Regions from separate parts of the Homo sapiens genome. Here all the other regions are linked to region 2. A link is an interaction called in ENCODE POLR2A ChIA-PET data of the cell type or tissue named here. Cell type or tissue: endothelial cell of umbilical vein. All regions are shown on one strand. Links, peaks and the distances in the headings refer to the core of each region. The heading gives the core; the rest is flanking DNA.

Region 1 (5,606 bases), core at 162-5,161, 340 kb after region 2:
CCAGCTAAACTAGAAGTGCTGCTCTGATTTAGGAGGGCAAGTACATCTGAAAATAAATTCTTCCATGGTCGAGCATAAAGACATAACTTGGACCCAGCTTTTCCCTCTGCTGGATGACTTTCTTTCATGACTGAGATGATCGGCAGATGACATCTGAATGCAACTTCTTTCCTTCTCTTTGGAGTATTAGGCAGTTGGTTGCCTCTATTCTCAAATAGAAATATGACAAAGACAGAAAGTATGCTCAAATTCTCATGATGTAGAGAAAGACAGAAGTCTTAAGAACTTCCCAGGCTTTTATTCTCTTCCTGGTAAAAATTTTTAAATTAACTCTTAGGAATGAGCTAGCCCAGGCCTGGCAGTGCTATCTTTAGTGTTCAACTCTTGCAACATTAAAGAAAGACCCCTACAGAGCAAATGGCCAAGGCCTTGGCCAGCTGAGGCAGGATCAACCAGAAGTCCCCTGGCAAAATATCTAAATCTAAGGGCAATATATCTGGAAGTAGAAATTAGGTGGATTACGAAGACGATATGAGAAAAAAAAAAAGCCCCAAACATTTCCCTCTGATCCAGCAATTCTTTTAAGAATTTGCCTTAAGGAAATTATTAAACAGTTAGGATTACTATAAAATGATACTTACGATAGAGTTGTTCATGTTAATATAATAATACAAAAAAACCCCACAAATTAACAGAATATGCTGTTAGAAACAGTTATATAAATTCTAGTATATCCACGTGATGCAATACTAGGTTGTCATTCAAAATGATGATAGAGATTTCTATTTTTTGACCAGGCGCAGTGGCTCATGCCTGTAATCCTAGCACTTTGGGAGGCTGAGGTGGGCAGATCACCTGAGGTCAGGAGTTCAAGACCAGCCTGGCCAGGATGGTGAAACCCCATCTCTACTAAAAATACAAAAATTAGCTGGGTATGGTAGTGCATGCTTGAGTACCAGCTACTCAGGAGGCTGAGGCAGGAGAATCGCTTGAACCCAGGAGGCAGAGATTGCAGTGAGCCGAGATCGCACCACTGCACTCCAGCCTAGATGACACGGCAAGACTCTGTCTCAAAAAAAAAAAAAAAAATTATATTTCTCAAGCTGAAAAAGAAGCCCATGATATATATTATTTGACTTTTTTTAAAAAATGTTACTAAATGCAGTAAGATGGTGTCTGTATTCTAGAATAATCATTCTTGAAGTGTGGTCCCTTGACCAGCAGCCTCAGAGTCACTTAGGAACTTGATAAAAATGCAAATTCTTGACCTCATCTCAAACCCACTTAATCAGAAACTCTGACAGTCAAGTCCAGCAAGCTGTTTTAATCAACTCTCCAGGTGATTTTGAGGCATGCTAAAGATTGAAAACCACTGGTTTAGAACAAAGAGGAGGTTGCTAAAACATATTTGCAGGGGATAAGTAAGAGCCTTGTCTCCCCTTTGTTATTCTATGTTATTCTAACAAAGCCCAGTACCAGGGGTATTAGGTGGAATGGTCAGTAATAGAAAATACCAGCTCAAATGGTCTTAAACAATTGGTCAATTTGTTACTTCACATAAACTTGGAATATGGCAGGTTCCAGATCCTGTATTTAAGACTCCACCTCCATTTGTTCTGATTCTTTCATGGATTTGCTTCATTTTCGGCTGGCAGCCAGATGGCTGTTGCAGTTCCAGGCATCACATCCAGACATACCACATCCGGAGGCAAAAAGGGGCCGTCTCTGCTGGAGTCTCTTTAGCACTAAAAAACCATTCCCAGGAGCCCTCCACTACAGAGCTATGCCAGTGTTCCTCATATCTCATATTTTATTAGCCAGCCTGGGTCACATGCTCATCCCTAAGCTAATTGCTGGTGAGAGGAATAAGAAAGCCCTGATTAGGGCTGGGCACCATGGCTCACACCTGTAATCCCAGCACTTTGGGAGGTTGCGGCTGGAGGATCACTTGAGGTCAGGAGTTTGAGACTAGCCTGGCCAATATGGTGAAATCTCATCTCTACTAAAAAATACAAAAATTAGCCAGGTATGGTGGCTCGTGCCTGTAATCCCAGCTCCTCAGGAGGCTGAGGCAGGAGAATTACTTGAGCCCAGGAGGTGGAGGCTGCAGTGAGCCAAGATCGCACCACTGCAGTCCAGCCTGGGGCGACAGAGAAAGACTGTCTCAAAAAAAAAGAGAAAGCCCTGATTAGCTTAGATGAAACAAGATTCGCCCCTAAGCTAGGGATAAGATCACCTTCCCTGCTGAACATGCTGAACAAAACTGAGGTCCTGCTAGAAAGACAGAAAGGGAGAAAATGGCTTTTTTTTTGACAGAGCTTCGCTCTCGTTGCCCAGGCTGGAGTGCAGTGGCGCAATCTTGGCTCACAGCAACCTCTGCCGCCCGGGTTCAAGCGATTCTCCTGCCTCGGCCTCCCAAGTAGCGGGAATTACAGGCATGTGCCACCACGCCTGGCTAATTTTTCTATTTTTAGTAGAGACAGGGTTTCACCATGATGGTCAGGCTAGTCTCGAACTCCTGACCTCAGGTAATCCACCCACCTTGACCTCCCAAAGTGCTGGGATTACAGTTGTGAGCCACTGTGCCCAGCCTGAAAACAGCTTTGGGGTAAAAAACAAACTGCCTGCTACATTTGATCTAGGCTCAAAACAGCTTTTCTGTATTTTTCTATAAAACCCATGACTGCCACAAGTAACTTGTTAGGTGTGTTTTAAAAAATGGAGGTTGCTGGGTTTGTTTTGTTTTGTTTCTAGCCATTTCCTGTTTTGGAAATGACTCTTGAGTTTCAAGAGGAAGAAGAATTATGTCATACAAGGTTTTCTTTCTTCTTTTCTTTTAAGGCAGCTTCAAAGACTGACAATACTCCCGGCCCCTCCACTGTCTGGGCCGCTGTGCAACCTTCCAAGTGTGAAGTGACAGCCTTGTGTGTGATCTTTCTGCCTTCCCCAAGTTTGCATTTTTGACATTAAAGTTTACTTTTTAATTAAAAAAAAAAAAAGACTGACAATACTATGTGCTAGCAAATTGGTACAAACACTTTGAAAAACTCTTTGGTATTATCTACCAAAGCTAAATATTCATTTATCCTATGCCCAAGCAATTTCACTCCTAGGAATTCTGAGAGACATGTGTGCATTGGTGTGCCAAAAAAAAAAAAAAAAAAAAAAAGTTCATAACAGCTTTCTTCACAACAGCACCCAACTGGAAACAATTTACATATGTATAAACAAAATACGGATCGATCAGTTGTGGTAGAGACATACAAAGAAATAGGACACAATACTGAAAACGAACAAGGTGCGGCTACTTCCAACAGCATGAATGTATCTCACAGATACCAGATCAAATGAAAGAAGTCAGACATAAAATAACAGATACCATATGATTCTATTACATGAAGTTCAAAAACAGGCAAATTCAATCTAAGGTGATGGAAGTCAGGAAGAGTTGTTACCTACACTGAAAAAGAAAAATTTCAAAGGTGGTCTTGCCTCACCAGACCAATAGATTTTATAATCAAAGCAGTGCAACGGGTGCAAAAAAAAAAAAAAAAAAAAAAAAAAAAAAGACAAATAGACTTGTGGAATAAAATGCCCAAATATAGATTCAAATTGAAATGAACACTTTTAGCGTATGATAAAGATGGCACTTCAAATCACTGGGGCAAAGACAGATTTTTACTAAATAGGGCTGAGAAAAATGAATAGCCACTTGTAAAAGATAAAATTAAATGCATATTTCCCATCACGCACAAGAATAAACTCCAAATGGACCAGGAAGCTAAATGAAAAAGGAAAAAATAAGTAAAACTATACATATACTAAAAGAAAACATGGGTGAATTCCTCATTAACCTTAATGTAGGGAAAGACTTTATAATGACTCAAAAATCCTGAGGCAGTAAAAGAGGGATAAATTTGACCGCATAATGTGTATTTTGTCACACACATTAACAATTATGTATGACAAAAAGACAACTGGACAAACCTAAAGAAAATATTTGCAATATGTATATATAAAAAAAAGACTAATATCTCTAGCTGGGTGTGGTGGCTCACACCTGTAATCCTAGCACTTTGGGAGGCTGAGGTGGACAGATTGCCTGAGCTCAGGAGTTCAAGAACAGCCTGGGCAACAGGGTGAAACACCGTGTCTACGAAAATAAAATAATAAAAAATATTAGTCGGGCATGGTGGTGCACGCCTGTACTCCCAGCTACTCAGGAGGTTGAGGCACGAGAATCACTTGAACCCAGAAGGCGGAGGTTGTAGTGAGCAGAGATCACGCCACTGCACTCCAGCCTGGGCAACAGAGCAAGACTCTGTTTCCAAAAAGAGAGAGAGAACATTTTGAAATTAGATTAAAACTAATAAAAGAAGGGGAAAGACACATGGACAGACAATTCAGCACAAAAAATACATATGTACAGATGGTCCTTAAAAATACATATGTACAGATGTACAGTTGACAAGATGTGCAAACTGCCCCCCAATTAGATAAATGTAAATTAAAACTATATTGAAATACCATTCCCCACCTGCTAGATTTGTAAAAATCAAAAGGTATGACACCCTGGGCGTGGTGGCTCACTCCTGTAATCCCAGCACTTTAGGAGGCCAGGGTGAGCAGATCACTTGAGCCCAAGAGTTTGAGACCAGCCTAGGCAACATGGTGAAACCCCAATCTCTTTAAACAATATAAAAATCAGCCAGGCATGGTGGCGTTCACCTGTGGTCCCAGCTACTCAGGAGGCTGAGGTGGGAGGATCACTTGGGCCTGGGTGGTCGAGGCTGCAGTGAGTCATGATCAAGCCACTGCACTCCAGCAGGGGTGACAGAGCGAGACCCTGTCTCAAAAAAAAAGTATGACAAATCATTCTGATAGCAAGATCATAGGGAAATAGACACTGTCATACACTGCTGATGGAAATACATGATAGTACAATCCCTACAGAGGGGAATTTGGAACTACCTGACAAAACTACCCACTAACATGTTGAGCCAGCAATTCCCTTTCTAGCAATTCATAGTGGAGACACATTTCCAACAATATAAAAATACACACAAATAATTACAGCATTGTTTGTCATTGTAAAATATTGGAAACCACCTACATGCCCACAGATGGGATACTGGATGAATAAACTGAAGCACACTCACACAATGGAGTATTGTGTTGCTGTAAAAAGAGAATGAGGAAGCTCTCAATGAACTGGTATAAAGTAATTTCCAATAGCATGTTTCAAGTGAAAAAACAGAGTATCTGTAGTAGGCTACCTCTGTGTAAGAAAGAAGGAGATGAAAGGAAATATACAAGGGATGGACACCATGGAAACTAATGAGACTGATTAACAACAGAAAAGTGGAAATGGGGTGGAAAGAATGGGGAAATGGGAGTGGGGTGGAACATATGAAAGGAGAATGACATACTTCTGAGTATAGTTCTAGATTCCAGAATCATGGTAATGTTTTACATCCTAAGGAAATAAATACATAATTGAAATCAACCAGAATGTAGGGAGAAAACAAACAGAATACAAACATTAACAAATAAAACTGAGACACCACTAACAATAATCACTGGGTGTAGGGGTTGAGCAAACTAAC
Region 2 (5,606 bases), core at 419-5,418:
CCTTGACTCGGGCCTGCTCATCTAGACATAGAAGGCCCAGTTAAGCTCCAGCACTGGTCCACCACCCCTCTATGCTCCACTTCCAGCAGTTCTGTCACAATTTGAAATATCATGATGCCCGCTTCCCTTGTTCATTTATTTCTGTGAAATTGGGTGGAGCAGTTTGTCACAGATACAGTAGGCCTGGCCTGAGACCAGGCTCATCAGGCGTAGCCCCCTGCAGAGAAGTCCATACGCTTTGTTTCAGGTTTAAAATCAAGTGAGATCCTAAGCTGGCTGAAAAACAACTGTGCTGTTACCTAAGGGATTATGAGCTTTCCAGCTGGCCTTTGAGCCCGCTGCTCTCCTCTGGTTTGTAGTCATACTTTTTTCAGGTCTTGGCCATGTCCTCTCTAGTAGCATGACCCTAGATGAGTGACTTAAACTGGCCTAGAGAACTTACCGGTAATGTAGAGAATGGTAGTAGTTAACCTGGTACCTGATTCAAAGTTGTTGTGATGGTGAAAGTGCACGAGGCATGTCGAGTTTTTGCTGAAATAAAGAAATAGAAGGTAATGAGGAAAAACCTAGACTTTGGGGCTAGGCACCCTGGGCCACTGCAACTTATTGCTGGTGACCTTGGTCAAATTACTTAACATCTGTGTTTCAGTTTCCTCATTGGTGCAGTGGAAATGTTCCTGAGACCTACTTCTGAGGGCTGTAGAGATGCATTAATATACTGAAAAGCTCTTAGAGCTGTGCCTGGCACATAGTCAGCCTTCATTAATTTACCTGCTTTTGTTTTTGTTACTAACATTCTCTGTGTTTGAGAAGAAATCGCAAGCAATGAAAGAGTTCTTAGGCAAGCTGCCTGATTGACAGCAGGTCCCCGACCTTAGTTTTTCTTGCTCTGATAAAACCTGGGGGTCTCTTGTAATAATAGGTACGTTGATGGGTACTATGAAAAATTTATTAGCTGAGATTAAGACTAATGGGGAGTTTTCAGTGTCCCTGAGTGAGGATGGGAAATGGATCACAGCAGGGTTGGAGGAGATAAAAGGTGAAGCAGAAACAATCTGATTTAGGGGGCAGTCAGATAAGAGACTGTTAAAGTAATTAATTGTCTATTTCAACACACAAACAAGGGCCCTTTAAGTGGAGAAAAGATTTGCCACATGATACGGATCTGCCTTCTCTCTGCCAGATGCTTCAGCCATGAAGCTATTGAAACAGGCATTCTATGTCCCACAGCCCAGTAATTGCCAAGCTTCATCCCTAACTGGCTTTGGCACTGAAGAAAGCAAATGGGATAATTCAAGGCCTTTCCTTTTTTTTTTCCTTCTCCTATTCACTTCTATAAAAGATGGCAGACAACCAGATTATTCTCTTCAAGCACATGCTAGCTGTATACTTGTATGAGTACAGCTGTGATTTCAGTTGCTTTGTCTTCAAACAGAAACAGGATGCTCTGTGTTAGACGTACCTCCCTTAAAAAACTGAGAATAAGAACCCAGTTTTATCCCCTTGACTTTGCATCGCAAGTACAATTTCTTTCTAGCCCATCACCTGGCAGAAAGCCTGAACACTTTGCTTTGGTTTTCTTAAGGATTGTTGGGCTCACTTTGCAAGTCTGATTTTGGATTCTCTTCCCAGATTTGGAAATACATGTCCATGTAAGGAGGCCAGATTGCACAGCCTCTGGGGGCAGACCAGGCGAGCCGTGCTTTGGTTCGTGGGTTTCCCCTTCCGTTAAGAGATATTAACTATGGAAATACATATTTGGACTATTTTAGCAGGAAGGGAGCTTGGAGAGCAACTCTCGTCTGTGGAGAATTTTCAAAGTGTCTATGCGCAAAAGTGTGTGTATATATGTTCATTTTCCTGGGGGATGCATCCAGAGGCTTCATCAGAGTCCAGCTGGAACCTCAAATGGAAGAGAGTCTCTGAGTCCAGTTCCCTTGTTATTTCACAGATGAGGCACTGAAATAATTGGCCCCATGTGTCCCAAGCCCCTCAGAACTCCATGTGAGCCAGGGCGTGAGTCTCTGGCTCTTGTTCCACACATGTTGCCCTTTGACAGGGGCAAATTTCGGCCCACGGGGAGTGTTCTCACCGATGGTCTTAGGGGCGCTTTTGTCCCGAACCTGCCTCTTGGCTTGTTCTCACTGTTCCTTGTCTTGATTTCTGAGTTTGATGGGAAGCTGATGGGAGACAGGAGATGCTTCCCCTTAGTGTTTGTTTCTAGCCATGGGTGTGATCAGTGGCTAGTTTTTGTGATCTCATGTGACTTCTTTCCCTTTAAAAACTCACTGCTAAATTCTTTCTCTTTTCTCCAACATTAGAATATAGGTTTACTGTGGCAGACTTAGCAGCGTTTGTTTATTTCTGTTGTATGTGTATGATTTCAGACTAATTCAAATGCCTTACATGATTAATTTCTTGTTGTTGTTACAGGTACCTCAATAATAATGAGTTGACAGCGGTACCATCCCTGGGCGCTGCTTCATCACATGTCGTCTCTCTCTTTCTGTAAGTGGTGCCGTTTGGGGGACTCTGGGCTGTGTGGTGGGGCCATGGTGTTTGTTGCCTTGCTGATACCTGGTGGCAGGATAACTTGAGTTCATGTGCTCGCTGGTGAAGAAAGACCTTTCTTCATGTGGCCCTCATGATCATGACAAACGCTTTGCTTGCTGTTTTGGGATTTGCAGAATTAAACGCTGGAAGTTTTACCTCATCTTTAATTTGCAAGAAAGTAGGTCTTTTGTCTTTTTTTTTTTTAATGCGCAGAGGTATATGGAACTAGATTTCTTGCTTCTGTGGTTGGTTAAGCTGCAACTTTGAGTAAAACTGGAGTTAAAGGAAGCTGTGTCAGTTATAAGACAGCAAGCTAATCTTTGTGCCAGTGAATTGGGTAATGTGACTCAGTTTACTTTTGTGGCTTTAAGAAAAAGAAAGTGCCCCCAGGCCTCTGGAATCAACGTAAAACTATGTTGTCATGGTCAAGTGTTAGATAAGATGCGATCTATTTGTTCTAGACAGCACACTGGAAATGAAAAAGCAGATGAAGGGCCTTAGCTAAAAAGACATGAAGGCACCCATTGGGAATATTATCATTTGTGCTGTTACAAACCTTTGCTAGAGAACTGAGCACTGATCCTACCCCTATTTCTTCAGCAGTCAGGTGGAGGAGCTTGCTTGTTTTAAACTCACCCAGAAGACTTTCCAGATAAACCAGCCATGAGTCCAACAGTTTTCTCTGCCAGATTTTATTGGCAGCTTCCCCAGCAGAGCACCTCCCTCTTCACACTGAATTTCCTGTTTCCACTCCAGGCTTTCATAGTTTAATTTTATTTTGATTTTGCTGGTTTTATAATTAGTTTGCTCACCTATATGAATCTTTTCTCAATACTGAGGCTCGGCAGGCTGAGCAGAGAAACTTTGCAAGAAGGTGCTATTAATAAGAGTGCTGGCATAGCTTACAGATCTCGGATCTTTGGCTGGCAGCATGCCCTGTGTTCAGGAGGTGCTGTGTCCCTGTGAAACATGGTCTTGGGTTTAACCCTTTTCATGGCATTGTGGGATTGCAGGAGAGCGTGGGGGGTTAGAATTGCACTTCACTCTGTGCCCTGGACAGATGACCTAGTCTCTCTGAACCTCGTTTCCCTCATTTACATAATGCATTTTTGACCCATTTTATACATGAGGAAAGTGAGGCCCGGGGGAGTGGAATGTATATGAAGCTCCCAGCATTCTGTGGGAGTGTTTGACAAATGGTGGTTACTGTCATTGGCTGGTGGCTAGTTGTCACGTAGCTCCTTGGATCTTGGCAGGATCTCACCTTTAAGGCCGCAGGATTTAAGAGTCAGTCTCTGTTTCTGTGAAGTGCTGGAAGGAAGGTTTGTGGCCCTTTGTTCCCTTGATGGGTAAAGGTCTGACTTTATTTTGTACCCACTTGGTTTGTGGGCCCAGCATCTGGAAGGTGTTTAATTTTTGGCTTAATCAATGAGTTCGTCTTATGTGAGGCTGATAGGGATGTGATAACCTGTTGTGTGTCCATAAAGCAAAGCACTTGAAGATGCTAGGAGCTCCTTGCTGCTTAAAGCACAGGTCATGGACCATCAGTATTGAGTTAGCTTCGAGCTTGTTAGAAATGCAGAACCTCAGGCTTAATGCCAACACTACTGGATCAGAAGCTCCATTTAACAAGGGCCCTGGCCGTTTGTCCACGAGTTCAAGTTTGAGAAATGCTGATGTAACTGCTCTTGTTCCTCACATAGTGAGGAAGCTAGGGCCACAGAGAATATCTCTGTGTTGTCAGAGAGGAAACTGAGCCTCCCTGGAGGTCTTATAAGTTGTAAAAGTGAGAGGTGGAACTGAGACCAGACACAAACGCCTTTGCATCACTCCTTTAACCCCATGCACTCGGGGCAGGAGCGTGGCAGGTGACTCTGAACCACACTGTGCCAGAGGCAGGCAGGGCCCCCAGTTTGCCCCACGGGCCTGTGGCACTTAGAATTGCACCTTGCTCTGCTGACTAAAAATACATTTCTGTTCCTTGGCCCAAGTGCCAAGAGAAGTGGGGCTGTTTGGCCTTGTTCCTGCTATTCCATTAGACAGCATTGAAGTATGTAAAGCAGGAGAGAAAAAAAAGAGAGTTACTCCCTGTTTGGATTCAGTTTGGAAAATGCAGGTTAGCACTGGCAGCCAGCTCTTTGGCCTGAAGTTGGGCACCATCTGACTTGGTCAGTGATTTCTCTGAAATGACAGAAACCGAAGGGGCTTTATCTTGGTTTTCTCTGAGGTGCCTGTGTTCCCCATTCTTAGATTGGATGCCTGGATTCAGTGCTGGCAAGTTAGGTTAGCAGCATGACATCTGGGCAGCTGGATTATTGATAATGCTTCATGCCTTTTCTGTATTTCCCAAGTGGACCGTGCAAAGGACAAGGGAGAAAACAACAGAGCAGGCAGTGGATGAGCATCATTTTACAGCCCAAAGAACCACCTTCCTCATCCTAATCAATGAAGGCAGAAGACTTAGCAGCCCCATCCACATGATGATTCCAGTCATCCAGGTTTTGAACAGCAGGTTTTGCTGATGTGTCTCTTACTTTTCGGAACTAGTGAACTGAAGGGTGTCACGTGTTCTGTAAATATTTAGTAGGCACTTTTTGTGTCCCTGCAGTTGTGGCCCAGAGGCTGTCCCAGGGAGAAGCAGAAGCCTCAACACATCGTCTGAAAATGTGGTAGTTAATAGTTAGATGCTTATAGTCCTTAATCCTCAAATTCTTATTCCGTTTTTGTGGGCAGACAGAGGATCAGAAAAAAATAATCAAAATATGCAGAGAGAATAGAGCAAATGTCTGCTGAGGCCATGTGAGTGACAGGAGCCCAGACAACTTTCTTGGGACAAGTTTATAGGTAGATGCATCACAGAAAAGTCAGGGCTAGGTGTGGGTCCTGCTGTCTCTAATGTAGTTGTGACCTGGGATACATACGTTACTTTTTTTCTCAGATGAGGAAGTTGAAGCAGATGGTAGAAGTACCCTCGAAGCTTGTGTATTCTCTTTGTGACCCGAAAGTTGAGAGTAGGGGCAATAATGTCACAAAAGACATAGTTACCCTCTGAC
Region 3 (5,606 bases), core at 162-5,161, 200 kb after region 2:
CTGGTGTATTATTTTATGTTGAAAACAAATGAAACTAGCCAGGAGGAAATGAATCAGCAAAAAAATAATCATCAATTCCACAGAAATGACTTCTCCATACTTTAGAATTTACATATAAATATACATAGAAACAGGGTATCGTTCTGTCACTCAGACTACAGTAAGGTGGCATGGTCAAAGCTCACTGCAGCCTCAGTCCTGGGCCCAAGTGATCCTCCCATCTCAGCCTCTTGCGGAGCTGGGACTACGGGTGTGCCACCACACCCTGCTAATTTTTTCATCTTTTAGTAGAGAAAGGATCTTGCTATGTTGCCCAGGCTGGTCCCAAACTCCTGGCCTCAAATGATCCACCTGCCTCAACCTCCCAAAGCACTGGAATTACAAGCGAGAGCCACCATGTCCAGCCTAATTTTTTTTGTTTTGCCTCTACATATATTTATTGCCTATACATATACTTATGTAAAGAGTAGGGAAAAAACAGAGTAGAATTACAGGTGTTTCTTTTCTACCTACCTATATTTTCTAAATTCTCTACAATTCACATTTATTATTATTTCACAAGTTTTTAACATAATTTCAAAGGAAAAAAGTATTTATTATGGACCAAAGATTTTAAGTGAGGAAGAAAAATAAAATAAAAGGGCTAATTTAAAATATGCTTTTAGATGGCAACCTATCAGCCTTGATAAAAAGGACATATTATAAATTTAGTAGCAATAAATCCACAAAAACAGATTAAACAGCTTACCAGTAAGGCCTAAAATTGGGTATAAGTCCAACGAAACCTACATGAACCTAACAGGACAGCTCCCAGCATCTAAAACTCATTAAAGAACTGAAAATAAATAAATAAGAAAAAATAAGAGAAAGAAAAGGGTATACTAACTCCTTGTATTTTTCAATTCAAGAGGTCAAGAGTGAAATCCGACCCCAATATGTGAAGAAAATAGGAACTGTCTACTTCTGTGGTTTGGTATAAATATTTATGGAACTTCATGCTTCATAACCCTCCAAGTTCTTACTATTGTGTTTTTAGTTCTTAAAAATACAGATGCAGAAGAAAAACTTTGAAAAGCCTCTCCGATAAAAAATCAATCTAACTAGCTGAGGGGTACAAAGCACCCAGCATGGCTTCCTGACTTCTGCTGGGTGACAACTGTGGCATGAGAGATGCTACAAAGTAATGCTTCTGCTTCCTCCAGTACCTCCGGAGCCTTCCATTTGGTTTTCTATTAACTCTGATCCTTCTTAGATTTGAATTTGAGCTACAACAAAGTATTTCACTGCACAAGAACAAAAACATGTTACAGTATTATGGTTCTATGAAAGGAAACAGAATGTCATCTGTGGGTCTCTTGGTAAATCCATTCTGTAAAGCATTCTTTCCTTATAAATCTGAGGTTCAGTATGAATCCATGACACAGGAATGGTGGCATTTTCACTAAATCCAAGAATGTTTTAAATGTTAAAGTTCTATCTAAAAACAAGAACTACTAAGGTTTTCCATAAAGGAAAAAAAAAAAAAACATGCTCCCTCCATACTTTATCAAAATCAAAATGCAATGCTGGCCTCCTTAAATATGCCAAAATATGAAACCTTAGATTAAAATGTTGATTAAATCATGATGCTGCTACCAAGATTTTTCTTCCTTTGGCATAAATAAAATATTTTCTGTTGTTTTTAATTGACTGCTGCAGCTAAGGACTGAATGTTTCCTTTTGATATTTATTAAATGAAACACCAAGAACCAGGTGCACATGCATGCTGCCCCTGCTACTCAGGGAGGTGAAGACAGGAGGATAACTTGAGGTCACAAGTTTGGAGCCAGCCTAGGCCACCTATGAGATCCTGTCTCTTTAAACAAAAACAAAAACCCAAGATGCAAGACTACAAATCATAAAACTAAACATTTGAAAGGGAAAAAATTCCAGTGAACTTCGGCCTCACTTTAGGTACTGAGTGGAGGAAAAGAGAGATGGATGCTGCTAAAACCCCTGGTTCTTTCATTGCCACAGCCAAGTTCCCTTCCTTCAACACATCACCACCAGGGTTTTACAACTGCACCCTGTCCTCTAGTTCTGGAAATGCTCTTCAAAGTCCCTAAGTATCCCCAATAATACCTTTTATTAACATTACATCTTCTTCGCAACTATTTCAACATAGTTCACAAAAAAAATTCTGATTTAAGATTTTTCTCCAAGAAACTCCATCAACTACCTGCAAATATTCCTCTGATATTAGAAGCTAATTATGTCACCATTTTATATATAAATCAATCTGAGATCATAGAAGTTGCTGAAGGTCAGAGAGCTACTTAGCTCAGGAAGCATGGGTGAAACCCAAGTGTTCTGACTATCATCTCCAGAATTATTTTTCAATAAAGATGTCATACTTACACACATCTAATGCACTTAGAGGTTCAAGGTTTAATTTCAGCTAATGCTTCATGTTTCAACAGGCAACTCTATAACCAATTCAACAGAAATTTAACAATACACTGAACAGAGCCACTCAAAGCTTCATCGTATTCAAAGCAAAAGCTGCTTTGGACTTTCCAGAGCAAACTCAAAGTGGCAAATTAGTAAGACAGGGGGTCAGGGAGAGACCCCTGGAAACTATGAAGATTTTTGAAATGCAATTTGCTTACGTGTATTTCATTTCCACATTCTCTTTGTAATTCCCAAAATTCTCTTTAGAAAGCAGGTTTCCAATTAAGAATATTTTACATCTCTTTCTATACCATCATTTAAAAAATCAAAAACCTCTACAACAGTTCATTTGTGTGTCAAGTCTGCCATCTTCTGTTGATAAATGGAATTACAGCTGTTGACAAAACCAATTTACAAATCCTAACTTACACTCCTTAGATTTTAATTTTTACCTACTTGCATTGGGACCTATGTTCATCAAACCTTTCCCCCTTATAAGACTCTTTCCAATCACGCAAATAAGTTCAATCGTTGTAGGTATTAGTCTTCCCTCGCCTGACAAGACTGCTGTCACGGGTAATACAGACTACACAAGGAAGTCTTCTCAAAGAAAATAACTCTATCAACACTTAGTCCCTGTGTCTACAATTTGTTCACAGAATTTTATACAACCCAAAAGATAAGCCTCAAATGGCTTTTTTGCTTTTGTATTTTTCCATAACAGAAATGAGCCATGATTTCACAGGAGGTGACAAACATCCCATGGATGGATTTATAGATTCCCACCAATACAAAAATCTGAACGTTGAGGAGGTGGCAATGGTGACTGTATTTGCTTCCTACTGCTGCTCTGACAAATCACCACACATTTAGTGGCTTAAAACATAAGCTTATTATCTATAATTCTGAAGGTATGAATTCCAAAATGGGTCTTCCTGAGCTAAGACCGAGAGATGTCAGTCAGGCAGTATGCCTTCTGGAAGCTGCAAGGGAATGTTGACTTCCTGCTTTCTAGGGCTCCCCTGCACTCCTTGGTTTGTGGCCCCTCGCTCTATCTTTGGACCAGCAGTATACCATCTTCAGCTCTCTGACCCCCGCTCCCCTCTCCTAAGGACCCTACTGATTAGACTGGGCCCACGTGGATAATCCAGAAAACTCTTTCCACCTCAACATTTTTTTTTTTTTTTTGAGATGGAGTCTCACTCTGTCACCCAGGCTGGAGTGCAGTGGCGCGATCTGCAAGCTCCACCTCCCAAGTTCACCCCATTCTCCTGCCTCAGCCTCCCGAGTAGCTGGGACTACAGGCGTCCACCACCATGCCCGACTAACTTTTTTTTGCTTTTTTTTTTAGAGACAAGCTTTCACCGTGTTAGCCAGGACGGTCTTGATCTCCTGACCTCACGATCCGCCCGCCTTAGCCTCCCAAAGTGCTGGGATTACAGGCATGAGCCACTGCGCCCGGCCCCCATCTCAACATTCTTAATATTATCTGCCAAATCTCTTTCCCGTGTGAAGAAACACATTCAGAGATTTGGGGACTAGGACATATTTATGGGGGGGGGGGGGCATTATTTTGCCTATCACAGTAACCAACGGCAAATTTTGGAACCTGACCTTTTAAGAAACCAGTGATGTGAATCCTTACTGCACAAGTAGTATACTTACCGCTACTTCTGCCATTTTTTAAATACTACATGAAAAAGAAAACAGAGGTGCTCCTGGAAGTATACAGAGAAATATTTATCTAATTACTTATTCTACAGTGGTGTTTTATTATTAGCTGGGAATAATAATAGCTGGGAAACTTGGAGCACATCACTAAACTTCTTTGAATTTCAATTTTTTCACCTTCTGAATAGATACCTTTCCCAAAACTAGGAAATTCTAAAAACGTGCCGCATTCAGCAACTTGTGTGAAATGGGGCTAGACCCAATGTTTATTCAATATTTTGTGTGTCAGATGCTAGGCTGGACACTTTGTTAAGTGCTGTATAATTTCATCCTTGTAAGAACTGTGACTGGGATGGCATTAATCCTATTTTTTCAAGATGAGGAAAAGAGCATTTCAGTGAAGGCAAGTAAATGGCCTACAGACAAATAAGTGGACAAGTCACAAATCTGACCCCGATCTGTGTAACTTGACAGCCCATGGTCCATACCTTGCTACCTCCCTACAGACATCCTCAAATACTCCCTAGTTATTTAACAGATGGATCCAACTTACTTATATGCTCCTCAAAAACGGGGATCAAATTTCTTATTCGGTGTCTCTTAGCACCTATTAATAGTATTAGCTATACAACTCAAATATTGAAAAGCACACAATCACAAACCAAAGCAAATAAGTGACAGTTGCATTTAATTCAAGAACCCTAATCTTAACAAGGCAATATTTTAGGAAATAAAGGTTTGTCACTGACAGAGTTCAGGCTCGCTTGGAAGTGGCCAATCCTAACCTCCTTTGGTATTTTGGTCCTTTGAGAGTAGTATTCAGTCTTTCCATTTACAATGCAGTGGCAATAACTGACCAAGTTACACTCCTGTGGCTCAGAATCGTTTCTTCAACTTCATCAACCTATATGAAAATCATACTGTGCCTATAAAGCTCAACTTAATTGTGTTCTATAAACTCATGCAGCTCTTAAATAAAAAGTTAACAGAGCTTCCCTTCCTTTTTGTCCACTAACTAAATAAAAAAATCAATGAAATATACTCTCCCAGGTCATGAATCAATACCATCTGAACTAACACTGCATACTATATTAGAAAAAGAAAATCCATACAACAGAAAACAATCTGAAATATGTTAGAAAAGGAACTCATCGAGAAACTGGGGGTGAGGATGCAGATGGGGTACAATGTTCCTTTCTACAGGCCTCACTGATAAATCTCTTCAGCACATTCATGCCTGTACTATAGATGAATAACTACAAGCAAGGTCATAACCACACACAGATAATGCCAAGCCAGGGGAAGCCCTGACCCTCCCGTTCTGACCCTCTCTCTCTTTCGTCTTCTTTCCCTCTCTGCGTGTTAGCTCAGACTCAGATGGCTGGGCCCACTGGCAAGATGGGGCATGCTTATTCAACTTAGCTCGGTAGACTCCATTGGAGAATTCAAGTAGGTGCACAACACACATAGACACAACAAACTAAAAGGCATCCATGATGAAAAAC

Evidence for each region. Peaks named below come from ENCODE experiments on the same cell type or tissue, not always from the same donor. Only the 100,000 strongest peaks of a DNase experiment are listed, where the experiment ranks them.
Region 1: POLR2A ChIA-PET joins it to region 2 with 5 read pairs; 1 of 35 experiments calls an interaction of 5 or more read pairs at or near these places.
Region 3: POLR2A ChIA-PET joins it to region 2 with 5 read pairs; 2 of 35 experiments call an interaction of 5 or more read pairs at or near these places.

The regions. Positions count from the first base shown.
Region 1 is chr3:66,104,184-66,109,789 of GRCh38, reverse strand. No RefSeq gene overlaps it. Among named protein-coding and RNA genes, the nearest start is that of MAGI1, 68 kb to the right of the region's middle. In endothelial cell of umbilical vein, for the core only: no CTCF peak of the experiment used is centred there; DNase peaks (open chromatin) are centred at 1,679 and 2,779; H3K27ac peaks cover 1,510 bases.
Region 2 is chr3:66,448,461-66,454,066 of GRCh38, reverse strand. LRIG1 (leucine rich repeats and immunoglobulin like domains 1) reads left to right here. Exons shown (of 19, transcript NM_015541.3): 3 at 2,434-2,508. Among named protein-coding and RNA genes, the nearest start is that of LRIG1, 50 kb to the left of the region's middle. In endothelial cell of umbilical vein, for the core only: no CTCF peak of the experiment used is centred there; a DNase peak (open chromatin) is centred at 3,236; H3K27ac peaks cover 314 bases.
Region 3 is chr3:66,251,414-66,257,019 of GRCh38, reverse strand. All of the region lies in intron 3 of SLC25A26 (solute carrier family 25 member 26), which reads right to left. Among named protein-coding and RNA genes, the nearest start is that of SLC25A26, 33 kb to the right of the region's middle. In endothelial cell of umbilical vein, for the core only: a CTCF peak has its summit at 2,804 (motif pointing left); a DNase peak (open chromatin) is centred at 2,799; H3K27ac peaks cover 277 bases.